2 separate regions of the Homo sapiens genome follow, and region 2 is linked to region 1. Evidence: read pairs that join two places in POLR2A ChIA-PET (ENCODE). Cell type or tissue: B cell. All regions are shown on one strand.

What was found. ChIA-PET counts read pairs that join two places held together with the same protein. Peaks named below come from ENCODE experiments on the same cell type or tissue, not always from the same donor. Only the 100,000 strongest peaks of a DNase experiment are listed, where the experiment ranks them.
Region 2: POLR2A ChIA-PET joins it to region 1 with 5 read pairs; 2 of 35 experiments call an interaction of 5 or more read pairs at or near these places.

The regions. Positions count from the first base shown.
Region 1 is chr4:86,901,458-86,909,457 of GRCh38, forward strand. It overlaps a transcript of C4orf36 not described here. Among named protein-coding and RNA genes, the nearest start is that of C4orf36, 13 kb to the left of the region's middle. In B cell, no CTCF peak of the experiment used is centred here; a DNase peak (open chromatin) is centred at 6,884; H3K4me3 peaks cover 803 bases; H3K27me3 peaks cover 444 bases.
Region 2 is chr4:87,035,566-87,043,565 of GRCh38, forward strand. The region is part of intron 2 of AFF1 (ALF transcription elongation factor 1); the gene reads left to right. Among named protein-coding and RNA genes, the nearest start is that of AFF1, 100 kb to the left of the region's middle. RefSeq lists enhancers at 1,383-1,883, 1,884-2,384, 3,538-4,289 and a silencer at 3,370-3,519. In B cell, no CTCF peak of the experiment used is centred here; a DNase peak (open chromatin) is centred at 3,456; H3K27ac peaks cover 2,074 bases.

The DNA.
Region 1 (8,000 bases):
AGTCCAGTGGCGCGATCTCGGCTCACTGCAAGCTCCACCTCTCAGGTTCACACTGTTTTCCTGCCTCAGCCTCCCAAGTAGCTGGGACTACAGGCACCCGCCACCGCACCCGGCTAATTTTTTTTTTGTATTTTTAGTAGAGATGGGGTTTCACCATGTTAGCCAGGATGGTCTCGATTTCCTGACCTCGTGATCTGCCCGCCTCGGCCTCCCAAAGTGCTGGGATTACAGGCGTGAGCAACCGCGCCCGGCCACACACAGCTTTTATAACCTCCACTCATACCAATCTTCATTTGCTTGCTCTGCTTTTCCCTCCATGACCTTCGTGCTCTTTCTTAAGCCTGCCCAGCATACTCCCACCTGCTATGGGTTGAATTGTGTCCCCTAAAAAGATATGTTGAAGTCCTAACTCCCTATACATGCTATACATGTGAATGTGACCTTGTTTAAAAATAGGGTCTTTGCAAATGACCATCTAATCAGGCCAACTTTGCAGGTGACCTCATCTAATCAGGTTTAGAATAGGCCCTAAATCTAATCTCTAGTGTACTTATGACACATATAGATACACAGAAAGAACACCATGTGACCATAGAGGCGAGCCTGGAGCAATGTGTCCACAAGCCAAGGAATGCTAGGGGTTGCTCACAAGGATCAGAAGGTAAAAGAAATAAGGAATTACTCCAGGTGTGGTGGCTCATGCCTGTAATCTCAGCACTTTGGGAGGCCAAAGCGAAAGGATTGTTTGAGCTCAGGAATTCAAGACCAGCCTGGGCAACGTAGTGAAACCCCATCTCTTTTACAAAAAAATTAAAAATTAGCTGGGCATGGTGGTATGCACCTGTTCCCAGCTACTCAGAAGGCTGAGGCAGGGGGATCTCTTGAGCCCAGAAGATCAAGGCTGCAGTGAGCTATGATCGTGCCACTGCAACTCCAACCTGGGCAACAGAATGAGACTCTCAAAAAAAAAAAAAAAAAAAAAAAAGAAAGAAAGAAAGAAAAAAAAGGGAATGAACAGACTCTCTTCAGAGCCTCCAAAAAAGCACCAATACTGCTGACACCTTGATTTCAGACTTATAGCCTCCAGGACTGGGAGAGAACAAATTTCCATTGTGAATCCCCCAGCGTGGTACCTTGGGAAACTAATACACCACCACCTGCCTTTACCTTAGCTGTTCCTACTACCTGCAACATCCATCTTCCAAACATCCAGATAACTTGCCCACCTCCGTCAAGGCTTTGCCAAGTACCCTTTTCAAAACTGCTGCTTCTGACACCTGTGCTGACAACCCCCTTACCCTGCTCTAATCTATTTCAGCACTTATCACCTTCTAACATCCTATAGTTTATTATGTTTATTGTTTTGATCATCATCTATTGTTAGAATTTGAGCTCCGTAATCATATGGAATCTTTATTTCTTTCACTGAGGACCCTGTATGCCAAACAGTGTAATAAAAAAAAATAAAGAACAGTGAATATCATGAAAGACAAGACAGTGGTTACCTTTGAAGGGAGAGAGGGGGCTGTGATTTGGAAGGTACATGGTGGCTTCTGACTTGCAGGCAGTGTTCTATTTCTTAACCTGGTTAGCAGCTTTAGAGATAATTGCCTTCTCATTATTTGTTAAACTGTACATTTATGTTTATGCATCTTTCCTTGTGTGCTATTTTCACAAGAAAAGGAAGCCTCAAGAATTTTCACATTTCTTCCATGAGGAAAGGGAGATTTATTGCTTTAAAATATTGTTTATAAAAATGTTGTAAGTGGCCAGGCCCGGTGGCTTGGCTCACGCCTGTAATCCTAGCACTTTGGGAGGCCGAGGCCGGTGGATCACGAGGTCAAGAGATCGAGACCATCCTGGACAACATGATGAAACCCCCTATCTACTAAAAAATATAAAAATTAGCTGGGTGTGGTGGTGCACACCTGTAGACCCAGTGTCCCCGTAATCAGTCGGTTCTTGGTCTCGCTGAATGAAGCCACAGACCCTTATGGTGAATGTCACAGCTCTTAAAAGCAGCGCATCTGGAATTGTTCATTCCTTCCAGTAGGTTCGTGGTCTCGCTGGCTTCAGGAGTGAAGCTGCAGACCTTCATGGTGAGTGTTACAGCTCCTAAAGGTGGCGCAGGCCCAAAGAGAAAGCAGCAACAACATTTATTCCAAAGATCAAAAGAACAAAGCTCCCATACCATCGAAGACAACCCAAGCAAGTTGCCGCTGCTTGCTCTGGTGGCCTGCCTTTATTCCCTTATCTGACCCTACCCACATCCTGCTGATTGGTCCATTTTACAGAGAGCTGATTGGCCCATTTTACAGAGAGCTGATGGGTCCGTTTTGACAGGGTGCTGATTGGTGCGTTTATAAACCTTGAGCTAGACAGAGTGGTGATTGGTGCATTTACAATTACTTAGCTAGACACAAAATTTCTCCAAGTCCCCACTGACTAGCTAGACACAGAGCGCTGATTGGTGCGTTTACAAACCTTTAGCTAGACACAGAGCGCTGATTGGTGCGTTCACAAACCTCTAGCTAGACACAGAGTGCTGACTGGTGCATTTACAATCCTTTAGCTAGGCTGAAAAGTTCTCCAAGTCCCCACCCATCCCAGAAGCCCAGCCAGCTTCACCTCTCACTGGCACGCTGGCACTCGCCGGGACTTTGCGTCACCCAGCCTGGGCACTCCGGTAGCCCAGAAGGAGCTCATCCCGAGATCAAGCCCAGCAGGAACCGGCCGCCGCGCCCAGTGCGGGGCCAGCCGAGCCTGCGCCCACCCGGAACCCGCGCCGGCTAGCGAGCGCCTTGCGCAGCCCTGGCTCCGCCCGCGCGTTTCTCTTCACACTTCCCCGCGAGCACAGGGAGCCGGCTCCGGCCTCGGCCAGCCCCAGAGAGGGGCCCTCATAGCGCAGCGGCGGGCTGAAGGGCTCCTCGAGTGCGACCAGAGCGGACGCCAAGGCCGAGGAGGCGCGGAGAGTGAGCGAGGGCTGGTAACACGTTGTCACCTCTCACCAGCAACTCAGGAGGCTGAGGCAGGGTAATCGCTTGAACCTCGGAGGGGGAGGTTGCAGTGAGCCAAGATCGCGCCACTGCACTCCAGCCTGGCGACAGAGCAAGACTCTGTCTCAAAAAAAAAAAAAAAAAAAAAAAAAGTTGTAAGCTGGCAGCAGTGGTGTACACCTGTAGTCCCGCCTACTCAAAAGGCTGAGGCAGGAGAATTGATTGAGCCCCGGAGTTCAAGGTCAGCCTGGGCCGCATAAAAAGGCCGCATCTCTAAATAATAATAATAATAATTGTAAGTTCAATGATTACAGATTCGAAAAGTACACTTGGAGTTCATAATTCTCCAAAAGAGAAGCTACAAAGCAGCAACATGCCACACGTAGCTGCTGTTAAGGACTGAATTGTGCCCCCTCAAAATTCATTCGTTGAAGCCCTAACCCCTAATGTAATTATATTTGAAGATAAGGCCTTTAAGGAGGTAATTAAGACTAAATGAGGGGCGGTTGCGGTAACTCACGCCTGTAATCCCAACATTTTGAGAGGCTGAGGTGGGCGGATGGCTTGAGCCCAGGAGTTCGAGACCAGTCTAGGCAACATAATGAGACCCCGTCTCTACTAAAATATTTTAAAATTAGGCTGGGCACAGTGGCTCATGCCTGCAATCCCAGCACTTTGGGAAGCCGAGGCAGGCGGATCATTTGAGGTCAGGAGTTTGAGACCAGCCTGGTCAACATGGTGAAATTCTGTCTCTACTAAAAATACAAAAAAAAAAAAAAGGTAGCTAGGCATGGTGGCACATGCCTGTCGTCCTTGCTACTCAGGAAGCTGAGGCAGGAGAATCACTTGAACCCGGGAAGTGGAAGTTGCAGTGAGCCGAGATCACACCACTGCACTCCAGCCTGGGCAACAGAGACTCCATCTCGAAATAAATAAATAAATAAATAAAATAGCCAGATGTGGCAGTTGCGTGCCTGTAGTCCCAGGTACTTGGGAGGCTGAGGTGGGAGGATTGCTTGAGCCCCAGAGATTAAGGCTGCAGAGAGCTATGATGGCACCATTGCACTCTAGCTTGGGTGACAGAGCAAGATCCTGTCTCAAGGAAGAAAAGAAACCTTGCATCTGGTATGAAATGTTAGACAGAGTTTTGGGGTAGAGTTGGGAAGACAAGTGGTGATCTGAGGTTGGCCCCAGAAAAACCACAGTCCCCATTATCCAGGAAGATGGTTCTGAACACCACTTAGGCTTCTGAGGTCCTTTTTTTTTTTTTTTCTTTTTTTTTGAGACATAGTCTCGCTCTGTTGCCCAGGCTGGAGTGCAATGGCACAATCTTGGCTCACTGCAACCTCTGTCTCCAAGGTTCAAGCAATTCTGCCTCAGCCTCCCGAGTACCTGGGATTACAGGCACCCACCATCACGCCCAGCTGACTTTTCTATTTGTATTTTTAGTAGAGACAGGGTTTCACCATATTGGCCAGACTAGTCTTGAACTCCTGACCTCAAGTTATCCACCTACCTTGGCTTCCCAAAGTGCTGGGATTACCCACGTGAGCCACCGCTCCTGGCCCTGAGGTTCTGATTCCTGTTTGATGAACCTGAAGATGATTAGTCAGCAAACCGGGGCTAGGTGGGATGGGCCCATCAGTAATCCTGACTACCTCAGAGGGCATAAGGGCCACTGACCTTCAGAACTCAGCCATTTCCCGGGATATGCTCAGATCCGCAATAAACTGGGAACAAATTCTAATGATTAGGAAGGATTTTAAAATCAATGTTTATTAAAGAGGAGGGCCCTGCATGTTTCTATTTCTCTCTACAGAGAGCTTTTATGGCCTTTAATGTAGAGTAGATTGAACAATACTTCTCAGAGGAAGCTCTCTGGAATCCATAAGAATTAAGTGGGGAATGACGTTAAAATGCATATTACCAGGCTCTGACCTCAAATATTCGGATTCAGATAGTATGGGCCAGGGATCAAGAATCAGCTTTTTAGGCCAGGCATGGTGGCTTAGGCCTGTAATCTCAGCATTTTGGGAGGCCAAGGCAGGCAGATTGCTTGAGGCCCGGAGTTCGAGACCAGCCTGGGCAACATGGCAAAACCTAATCTCTACCAAAAACACAAAAATTAGCTGGGTGTGGTGGTGCATGTCTGTAATCCCAGCTTCTTGGGAGGCTGAGGCATGAGAATTGCTTGAACTGGGGAGGAGGTGAAGGTTGCAGGGAGTTGAGATCGCATCGCTACACTCCAGCCTGGGCAACACAGCAAGACGGTCTCAAAAAAAAAAAAAAAAAAAAAAAAGAATTGGCTGGGCACGGTGCCTCACACCTGTAATCCCAGCACTTTGGGAGGCCAAGGCAGGCAGATCACTTGAGGTCAGGAATTTGAGGCCAGCCTGGCCAACATGGCAAAACCCCATCTCTACTAAAAATACAAAAATTAGCCAGGCATGGTAGTGCACACCTGTAATCCCAACTACTAGGGAGGCTGAGGCAGGAGAATTGCTTGAACCCAGGGGGCGGAGGTTGCAGTGAGCCAAGATTGCACCACTGCACTCCTGCCTTGGTGACAGAGCAAGACTCCATCTCAAAAATAAATAAATAAATATTAAAATAAAAATTTAAAAAAAGAATCAGCTTTTTACAAGTAAGTGTTTAAGGTGATTCTCTGTCAGATGTTTTTAGACATTTCTCCAAGAGTGGCCCAGAGACCACTGGTGTGAGATGATCACTTAGAGTCTTGTGAAAAATACAAATTTCCTAGACATCCTGAATTTTAGTAGGGAAAAGGGCGATAGGGAGTGGAGCCCAGGATTCTGCATTTTAAAGAGGCTTCCCAGTTAAAAGTTTACTGGCAAATGTTAAGAACCACCTGCCTAGGGAATAATAAAATGTTCTCTTGGAGAGGAGGGAGGGGATCAGGAAAAATATTATAACTAGATATAATGGATACTAGGCTTAATAGCAGGGTGATGAAATAATCTGTGTACCAAACCCCCATGACACATGTAACAAACCTTCACATCCTACACATGAACCCCTGAACTTAAAATAGAAGTTGAAAAAAATGTTGTCTTGAATGGGCCATGACCTGGAAGATCTGTTTCTGCTAAATCTCATTAAGCTACTTTGGGGGTATTTTCATGAGGAAACACAACACAAAGACTCAAGGGAGGAATGAAAAAGAGACAGGGCACTGTTTAAGGACAGGAGTTTGGTAATAACCAAGAATGGTATCACATCAGGCCAGGTGTGGTGCCTCACACCTGTAATCCTAGCACTTTGGGAGGCCAAGGCGGGTGGATCACTTGAGGCCAGGAGTTCGAGACCAACATGACAAAACCCCATCTATCCTAAAAATACAAAAAATTAGCCAGGCATGGTAGCGCACGCCTGTAATCCCAGCTGCTCAGGAGGCTGAGGCAGGAGAATTGCTTGACCCGAGGAGCAGAGGTTGCAGTGAGCCGAGATCATGCCACTGCACTCCAGCCTGGGTGACTGTGCCTCAGAAAAAAAAAAAAAAGAGAAAAAAAGAAATGGTGTCACATCAAATAATTTGTATAAAGTTTCTCCAGTGGGAGGGCCACAACACATTTGCTCCCTACTCATCCTTGCTTTGCCTGCAGAGAGCACAATTTTTCTTACACATAGATGCTCAATAAGTATCTGTTGAATTGTTTTGAATGTATTCCCCTTTGGAGAACTATACTTTCAACATACACACACACACACACACACACACACACACACACACACACACACACACACGTTGCTGGTGTTTGGATGAGCATATATGTGTGTTTATGGGTAGGGGCAGAAGAAGTGATGATGAAAGAAAGTGGGTTTGATAAAGGGAGGGAGATAAAATTGAGTGAACTGCTGAGTAGATTTGAGTTATACTTAAGGAAAACGTAACTACAAGTTCTATTTTGGTTTACTTCCTCTCTTGCCCTGGGATCTTAAGCAAGCAAGCTACTTTCGTTTCTCTATTTCAACAGTGTCTTTTTTTTTTTTTTGGAATGTGCCTTGTGGAATTATTTTTAAAAGTAAGTAATATGAGATTGGAAAGCACCTTTTCCTCTTAGCCAAAAGTGTGCAGAAGAGAATTTCCACCATCTGGGCCACTTCAATAAGAGAAGTACACTTACACTCTCTCTCTCTCTCTCTCCCCCTCCCTCCCCCTCCTCAACCTTACTCTCTCTCTCTCCCTCCCTCCCTCCTGAAGATCATTTATTTAGTAAATGTTTATTGAGAATTAATTATATGCTAGAAGCTGTGATAACTTCTGGGATAGCAAACAAGACATGACTACTACCCACTATTGTTGTAGAATCTGGAGAATTCAGGGTCTGAATTCTCAGACGTCGGAAGATCAAAGAAAAGTCACTAACCAGCCCTCCTGGCACAGGTGGGCAAGTTCCAGTGTGAGAAGCCAGGCTTCCAGCTGTCCAAGTGGAAACTCAGCGGGATCCCTCTTAGTGATCAGGGCTTGTACTTGGGAGGAAGTGCTTGTACTTGGTGTGGAGCAGACAGCAAGGACATATGGAACTCACCCCCACCTTTACCTGTCTCTCAATGTGGTGGGGAGTGGGACAAGTTGGGATATGCCAATCTCTCTGTGTCCTTCTCCCATAGAATGGCTGCTGGTTCACATCTATCTCCCATGACCCATATCTCATGCAGGCTCCTCTTTTTCTAACTTTTAACACAAATTATTCAGGGAAGGGGATTCTGGGAACTATAGTTCCAACTTAGCCAAGCTAACACCATTACATATGAGGAGCTGGGTCAAGAAGTGATGAAAGAGAATTCTCAAGACACCAACACTTGGCTGAAGGTGTCAAAATCAAAGTAAAGATTCTAAGCAAAAGTGCTTGTTCAGGTCCCAAGCCGTTTGCAACTTCTCAAAAGCTTCTTTGAGTGGTCTCCTGTGTCAGCACTAGAATTTTCCTACATAACAAACAGCAAACCGGCTGCAGGAAGGTAGAAGTCAGCTGGTAAATAAAT
Region 2 (8,000 bases), 130 kb after region 1:
AAAAAAAAAAATACTCAGGAGCTTTAGTCCTGTAGGCACCAGGGCTCCCAGAAAGGTTTTAGGTAGGTGAATAACAAGATCAGGTTTATGATTTTTAGAAAAATCAGTGACGCAGCTTTGTGGAGATGGACAACCCAGAAAGAGGAGCCTCTCGGGGCCACATTCCAAATGAGAAGTGAAGTCCATTTTATTTGAATGTTGGATGCTTCATAGATTTAATACCCAAAACATTTTTTAAAAGTTGGGGAATGAATTAAAGGAAGAAAGCATTAAGAAAAAGACTTTAAGCTTGCTTGTCTACATTCTTAGTTTGTAACTGTAGGATTTTTAATTTTTGTGGCTGTCATGAGAGACTTTCACCAGCCTCATTATTTTGCAGGTATGAGATGTGGTCCTTCAGGGTCAGTTGATAGTGTGACATGAGTGGCCTGGTAATGAGGCCAGCACTCTGGTTGATCCTAGTACAGACCAGAAGAGCAGGAGAAGAGCCAACACGTATCCACATTTCTGATTGGTGCCAAATGAGCAGTGCCAATGAGGCACTGTGCAGCTGTGCTCACCAGGGGCCTTTACAACTAAAGGGGAGACATAAATAACTAGTCAGGTGACAGACTTTATCTCAGGTTAAAAAAATTGGTTTATCTCTGTTGCCATTGTGGAGGGTAATTTCTGTATATCCCCTTGCTTGACTGCTGGTAAGCACTTGACATCAGTCTCAGGGACTGAATTTTCTGAAATTTGTCAGTAACATCAATACGCTGACATTGCATATAACATAAAGACATGTTTTATTAACCCCTAGCTGTAGATTGCCAGACTTTTGAGGTGAGAAGTGATTTTTTTTCACTGGTGTGGTTTGTGTAATTGTTCTATATACGTGCTGGCCTTGCTCACTCAGTACTAGTTTTTTATTTTTAAAATATGTTTGGAAGATGAGAGGCTTGGTGTGCTGCACATGGGAATACATTAGCTCATCTGTCTCCTCTCCCTCTGTCATGCTACTTTTCTGTTGGAGCTATGTATGTCCAACCACACAGTTTTCCTTACTCCCTTAAAAACCAATTGATGAGGAAGACAAGTTCTTGTGTTTTTCTATCTGTAAGGTAAAAAATACCTCTCAAAATAGACTTATGAGATCTATTAAGAGAAACAAAATGGGTTATATTAACTACCCCAGTTAAGAAACATCAGCTACTGGTGTTTGAATGTTAGAACATATTCTCTAATATGGCAGCAAGTATCTGCTTTTTTTCTCTCTCTCCCCTCCCCCATCCCCCCTTTTTTTGAGACGGCTTCTTGCTCCATCGCTGAGGCTGGAGTGCAGGGTGTGACCTGGGCTCGCTGTAACCTCTGCCTCTCAGGCTCAAGTGATCCTCCCATCTCAGCTTCCCAAGTAGTTGGGACTACAGGAGTGTGCCACCATGCCCAGCTAATTTGAGATTCTGCTTTACGCAGATGGATCTAAAATTACTTGCTAACAGTCTAAGACTGAGTTCAGAACCCAAAATCAGTTTTCAGAGCTTCTAATGAGAGTTACTGCAAAAATGATTAACACTCCAGTATTTCTTTATCCCCAGTCTGATGTTGCTATAGTATATGAGGCTCTTTTAGTTTTTAATCAGAACTTTTATACAAATAATAGATGCTTTCTCATTGTGAAAAGAATTTAAAAACAACGTTAACAAAATGCTCCCCAAACCACATCACCACTTAACATTCTGCACCCTAATCCCATGCTGCTTGGTGGTAGGTTGTTTTTGTTTTGAGATGGAGTCTTGCTCTGTCACCCAGGCTGGAGTGCAGTGGCGCGTTCTCAGCTCACTGCAACCTCCACCTCCTGGGTTCAAGCAGTTCTCCTGAGTCAGCCTTCTGAGTAGCTGGGATTACAGGCACACACCACCACACCCGGCCAATGTTTTGTATTTTTAGTGGAGATGGGGTTTCACCATGTTCGCCAGGCTAGTCTTGAACTCCTGACCTCAAGTGATCTGCCCGCCTCGGCCTCCCAAAGTGCTGAGATTACAGGCATGAACCACTGCTCTCGGCCCTGCTTGGTAGGTTTTTGTGAAATGTATCCTTTCAGACCTTTGCTACATATTAATAGGCATACAGAAGTACCTGGCAAGTTCATTTTGAAAGGTAAATTAACATGTCTCTCCTTAGAATTGATGTGACTTTTTAGTCACGTTTGCCCAAGTGTAGAGTCGTTCTCAATTTAAAACTTGCAGGATGCATTTAAGATATGCAAAATATCTTACTGGCTCTGAGTCCTGGAGAGTGTTTATGATGGGTACCAAGAATGTAAATTTCACTGTCATGTATCACCCTCCTAGAGAATGGCAAGAAGTTATGTGGGCAGTGTTTTCAAGGTTGATTTAATTTTGCAAAATGGGGTCACATAAAACTTTAAAAATAAATACTATAATAAATTATAATAAGACTGAGCCTTCTGTGGCAAACAGAAGTGAGTAGCAGAGAGTGCTAATGCATTGAGATAATCCCCTGGGGGCTCTTCCAGGAAAACAACTGACATCGTGCTGTTTTGTCATTGTAGTTGGCTGATATTTTTAATATGAAATCAGATTGTAAGACTTTGTTTTAGGATTAAGTCTCTGATTACTTTCTTTATAAATTTTAAGAATGTTATTCATGTTAGTTATTGAGAGTGAAAACCCTGGGACGATTTAGCTGAGTGATTTTTATTATGAGAAAGTCTCTTACAAATTCTTTCACATGGATGGAGAGACGAAAAAAATCTCCCTTCTTTGAAGCAACATTTTATCCTGCCTTCAGACATGGAGTCACTTTGATTTCTCATGTTTAAATTGTATTTGGAAGTCAAACTAGTATTGTGCTTGGAGGTATGTTGATGCTTTTTCATAAAGCCAATGTGTGAAAAATGTTTCCCGCATGTTAGATGGTAGGAATAGGGGAATGTGGAAACAAAAGGCCAAAAGATGGACTTAGAAAGTTGAGATGTGGCTTTTAAAATGAAAAAGTCACTTACATGGTGTGGAAGAACCCTAGCATCCTGTCTTTTTGCCTCCCTGTTTGTGACAGATCTCTATCTCACCATCCTCTAAGCTGGGATTGCCGAACTTTTGTGTTTATTTGTTGCTCTATCCTTTGTACATTCAAATCAGAATGGCATAGTGCTTCTAAACAGTAATAAGACTTAATCCTTTCCAGAGTTAATGTACACTGTTGATTTTAGGATTTTCCCTTTCCTTCCTGCCAGATGTCTCCATCCTTATGAAGATAAATATATAGGAGAAATCACACTCTGTCATCCAAGAGAGAGTTAAAAATTTAAACTCGAATTCTAGAGAGTTGGTGACATGTATCAGAGGAAGGCCTATGTGAAGTGACCAGTCAAGGGTGATAAATGGGTAGTCAGCTGTGCACAGCCAGCCCTGTGGGCCGTGAGTTGCCATGGAAGCACCGAATGGCATTCAGCAATCCCGCATGACTAACCTAGTTTAGCAGCAGGGCCCATGGGCTCCAGCCTGGGAGAAGGTGCTTACAGCCAGATGATACCAGAGCCAACACACTGCCCCACGTCTCATGCCCAACTTGGGCCTTTCTGTTACTATCTTTTCCTCATCCACATATGCTATTTCCTTTTTTAGTGTGAAGGAAAGAGAAAAAGGAATCACTCTCACTAATCCTTACAGAGTTGTGATTTCTTACATTTTACCACAATATTTTAAACACATCCATCCCTACCCCCAAGAAGCATTTGAAAAGTCAGTAAATGTGCCCTGACAGGCCCCAGCATGGGGTTGACTAAATGACTGTATTGAGGGGCTGAACAGGCAGCTCTGAATTCCTCAGGATTTTCACCACCTTTCTGAAAGTGAGAGCATTCTGGCACGTTTTAGCTTTCCAAAGCTTCATTCAAGCTCTTGTGCTGAGTTAGTGGATTCGGTCAGTGAAACGTCTGTGGCACAGTCCCCCTTTCATGGCTTGAGTGTTTATGTTCTGCAGGTGAGTTTTCACATGTGACTGATCTCACCAGGCACTGGACACTGAAGCCTGTGGTTCTCCCCATTTCTAGTTCACTTAACTAAAATACAAATGTGGAGGAGGTGGCTTGATGAATTCTGTAGAGATCTTTTGATACATCAGGTTGAACCTCAAAGATGGTGGACAGTAGTATATGATCTGAAGGCAAGAACTTGGCTACTGAAAGGAGAATTATTTCCCTATTTAAATAGATTTTTGCAGACTTCCAGTAGAACTCATGGTGTCTGTGGAGTGGTCAGACTTTGCATCCTCCTTCCCAGGGGCACATCAGAGGCTCTGAAACAAGAATTGTAACACAGTTTTTATATTTATTTATTTATTTATTTTTGAGATGGAGTCTCGCTCTGTAGCCCAGGTTGAAGTGCAGTGGCGCGATCTCGGCTCACTGCAGCCGAGATCTAGCGATTCTCCTGCCTCAGCCTCCCAAGTAGCTGGGATTACAAGCACGTGCCACTACGCCCGGTTAATTTTTGTATTTTTAGTAGAGACAGGGTTTCGCCATGTGGGCCAGGCTGGTCTCAAACCCCTGACGACCTCAGGTGATCCTCCCACCTCGGCCTCCCAAAGTGCTGGGATTACAGATGTGAGCCACTGTGACCGGCCCACAGTTTTTATAACTGAAAGAGCAGCTTCATGCCATTGGCCATCCTTCTCTCAAAGGGGTCCTCTGTTAGGTCGTTCCTCAAGGACAGGCCTGTGTGGATCAGTTTAACCAAACATCAATTTTGTGGCTCTGAGATGACCCTGCTGGCGGAGATGATACTAAATTGTTGATGTGTACCTTTTTGAGACTAAAGAAATATGAGTGGTTATAAGTTAGCACACTTTAGCACACCTTCTTTGTCTTCACTGCTTTATTTAACGCAGCCTGACAGCTTTGCTAGCAGAACTGTGGCTGAGAGTATAAGCTTTCTTGCCAGGCATTGGTGAATGTTCAGGTCTACCATTTGTGAGCAAGTCAATCCCCTCACCCTTTTTTTTTTTTTTTAATTGAGACAGACTTTGACACTTGTTGCCCAGGCTGGAGTACAGTGGCGCAATCTCGGCTCACAGCAACAACCTCTGCCTTCCAGGTTCAAACAGTTCTCCTGCCTCAGCCTCCGTAGTAGCTGGGATTACAGGCGCCTGCCACCACACCCAGCTAATTTTTTGTATTTTTAGTAGAGACATAGGGTTTCACTATGTTGGCCAGGCTGGTCTCAAACTCCCAACCTCAGGCGATCCACCCTCCTCAGCCCCCCAAAGTGCTGGGATTACAGGCGTGAGCCACCATGCCCTGCTTTTTTTTTTTTTTTTTTTTTTGAGATGGAGTCTTGCTTTGTTACCTAGGCTGGAGTGCAGTGGCATGATCTCGGCTCAGTGCAACCTCTACCTCCCGGGTTCAAGTGATTCTCCTGCCTCAGCCTCCTGAGTAGCTGGGATTACAGGTGTGCGCCACCACGCCCAGCTAATATTTTGTATTTTTAGTAGCCACAGGGTTTCACCACGTTGGCCAAGCTGGTCTCGAACTCCTGACCTCAAGTGATCCGCCCACCTTGGCCTCCCAAATTGCTGAGATTACAGGCGTGAGCCACCCCACCTGGCCGCAAGTCAATCTCTGAGCTAGCTTTCGTTCAGTTGGAAAATGGGGTTAATAATCCCACTCTCACAGGGTTGTTGTGAAAATTAAATAGAAAACTGATGTGATAGTGCCAAAATCAGTGTTGACTAACATGTTAAGTGATGTCATTCCTTGGCCAGGCTGCTGCTGCTGTTATCATTGCTTTTGTATTTTGGTAAGCCCCAAAAAGGATGTGCTGTCTTTTACCCCTGGAGATCCCTTGGAAACTTGTTCAACATACAAGCCTTGGGGCCCATGTCAGGCCTACTGCCTTAGAAACTCTGTAGGTCTCTGTGATCTGTGTTTTGACAAACCCTCCAGCTAACTGACTCAGGTTTGAGAACCTCTTAGCTAATGCAAAGTACCATCTAAAATCAGCTAAGGAGAACTTGTAACTCACTATATTCTATTCGGAACAGTGGGAAAGAATGGCCAGGCTGATGTTGGGATACATTTTTCCTTAACACAGGACTGGAAAAAAAAAAAGACACCTTTATTAAAGTGACAGTTAACTTATAGTTATTGAAAGGTGATTATTGACAGCTGGGCGTGGTGGCTCACGCCTATAATCTCAACACTTTAGGAGACTGAGGTGGGTGGATCACTTGAGGTCAGGAGTTTGAGACCCGTGTGGCCAACTTGGTGAAACCCTGTCTCTACTAAAAATACAAAAATTAGCCAGGCGTGGTGTCGGGTGCATCTAATGCTATCTACTCGGGAGGCTGAGACAGGAGAATCACTTGAACCCAGGAGGCAGAGGTTGCAGTGAGCTGAGATCACTGCACTCCAGCCTGGGCGACAGAGCGAGACTCCATCTGGAAAAAAAAAAAAAAAAAAGTTGCTACAGAGTTTGTGAATCATGTAGGGTATTTGCCGCCTCCTAAAATTCCCTCATTAAAAAATTTTCCCATCTGCCCCTTCCTTGCTTACACCTTGGTTTAAACAGTGATGTGTATAGGCTCAACAAAGGTTTACTCATGGTATGAATAGTGGGTTTATTTTTAAAATTTCATATTCCTTTATCTCAAAATGGAACCAAGAAAAAGAAAATATTCACAAAAGATTTGCCTGGGAGCTTTTAACAGATCATTCCCTAAGCCATTGCAAATTTGCAGCAAGAAACCAGAAAGCTATTTAATGTGACTGGCAAAACAATTTAGTTGCAAGGAGAAAGGAGGCAACCCAGAGCAGGGGCTCAAAGCCTACCTCTACTCTGTGAACTTCCTGCCTCTTCGGTCTTCCTCTGCCCTGCCCAGGAGCTTTTGTGAGTTCCACCCAAGAGGGAGTTGTTGGACAGTGTGGGGAGAGCAAGTGTCTTTCACAAAGCCTGGACCTCATAAAACTCATCCTACCAGTGATATCCATGATGTCTTTTTTCACCTCACTACTTATAGGGCTTTTAGTTGAAGGGTGATGGTGAATCATAAAAAGAAAATTTGTCTCGAAATAGGTGTAGAATTACATGTCTGCCGATAAAATCTTAACGTGGGTTTAAAAAAATTTTTTTGACACTAATGAAGTAAAACCTTAATTAACTAGAATCCTTAATTTAATAGGATTTCCTCCCTGTGGGAGAATTCTTGATTTTAGAATCACATAGTAATAAACCAGTGTTAGGAATTCTGTGAAAGAATGGCTTAATTGTGTTCTTCTGGTTATTTCTGTGGCAATTTTCAGTATTTTGGAATGAAAATCTGGAAGTATGGGAGAAACCCAACTGATGCTGAAATAAGGCTAATACAAGGCTGAGTTGATTGATTTAAAAATATTTTAGTAATGTAACTTCGTTAAAGGAAAATTGAGTGTGTGGAATTGATGAGAAAATTGAGGACTCTGAGCAGCCTGTTAGTTGAGGTGTAACTGTTCACACCCTCCCTTTTGGATCCTGGACTGAGAATTGCCATTTGGAGTTCCCTTCTCTGAGACAAAGGTAGCATTTATTTAGAAGGGGCGGAGCTCTGCCCTGTGAAGCGGAGCCTAAGGCTGTGAACACTGACTGGCTATAGGGGCTCTGCTGTTTTAAGTGGCATATCAGAGAGGGGAGAACTCCCTTGGTGGTGAGAATAGCCAAGCAGACAAGCACATGCCCATGGTAAGCTTTCCCCACCCGCTCACCCATAGGCCTGTCTTGACTGCTGCAAGGTGCATGCACTGGATAGTTTGGGAGAATAGAAGCTTAGATGCTCAGAGGATGGTTGCCTGCTTAGCTCCTCCCTGCAAAAACTGGCTCAAAGTGGCTATAAAACAAGTTTGAAGGAAAAAGTGATTTCCTAATCAGCCTGCTTACTTGGCTTCTATGGTTATATGCTAATGGCATATGATCTTTTGAACCAACAAGAGGAATTACCAAAATGATAAAATAATTGAAGGAATT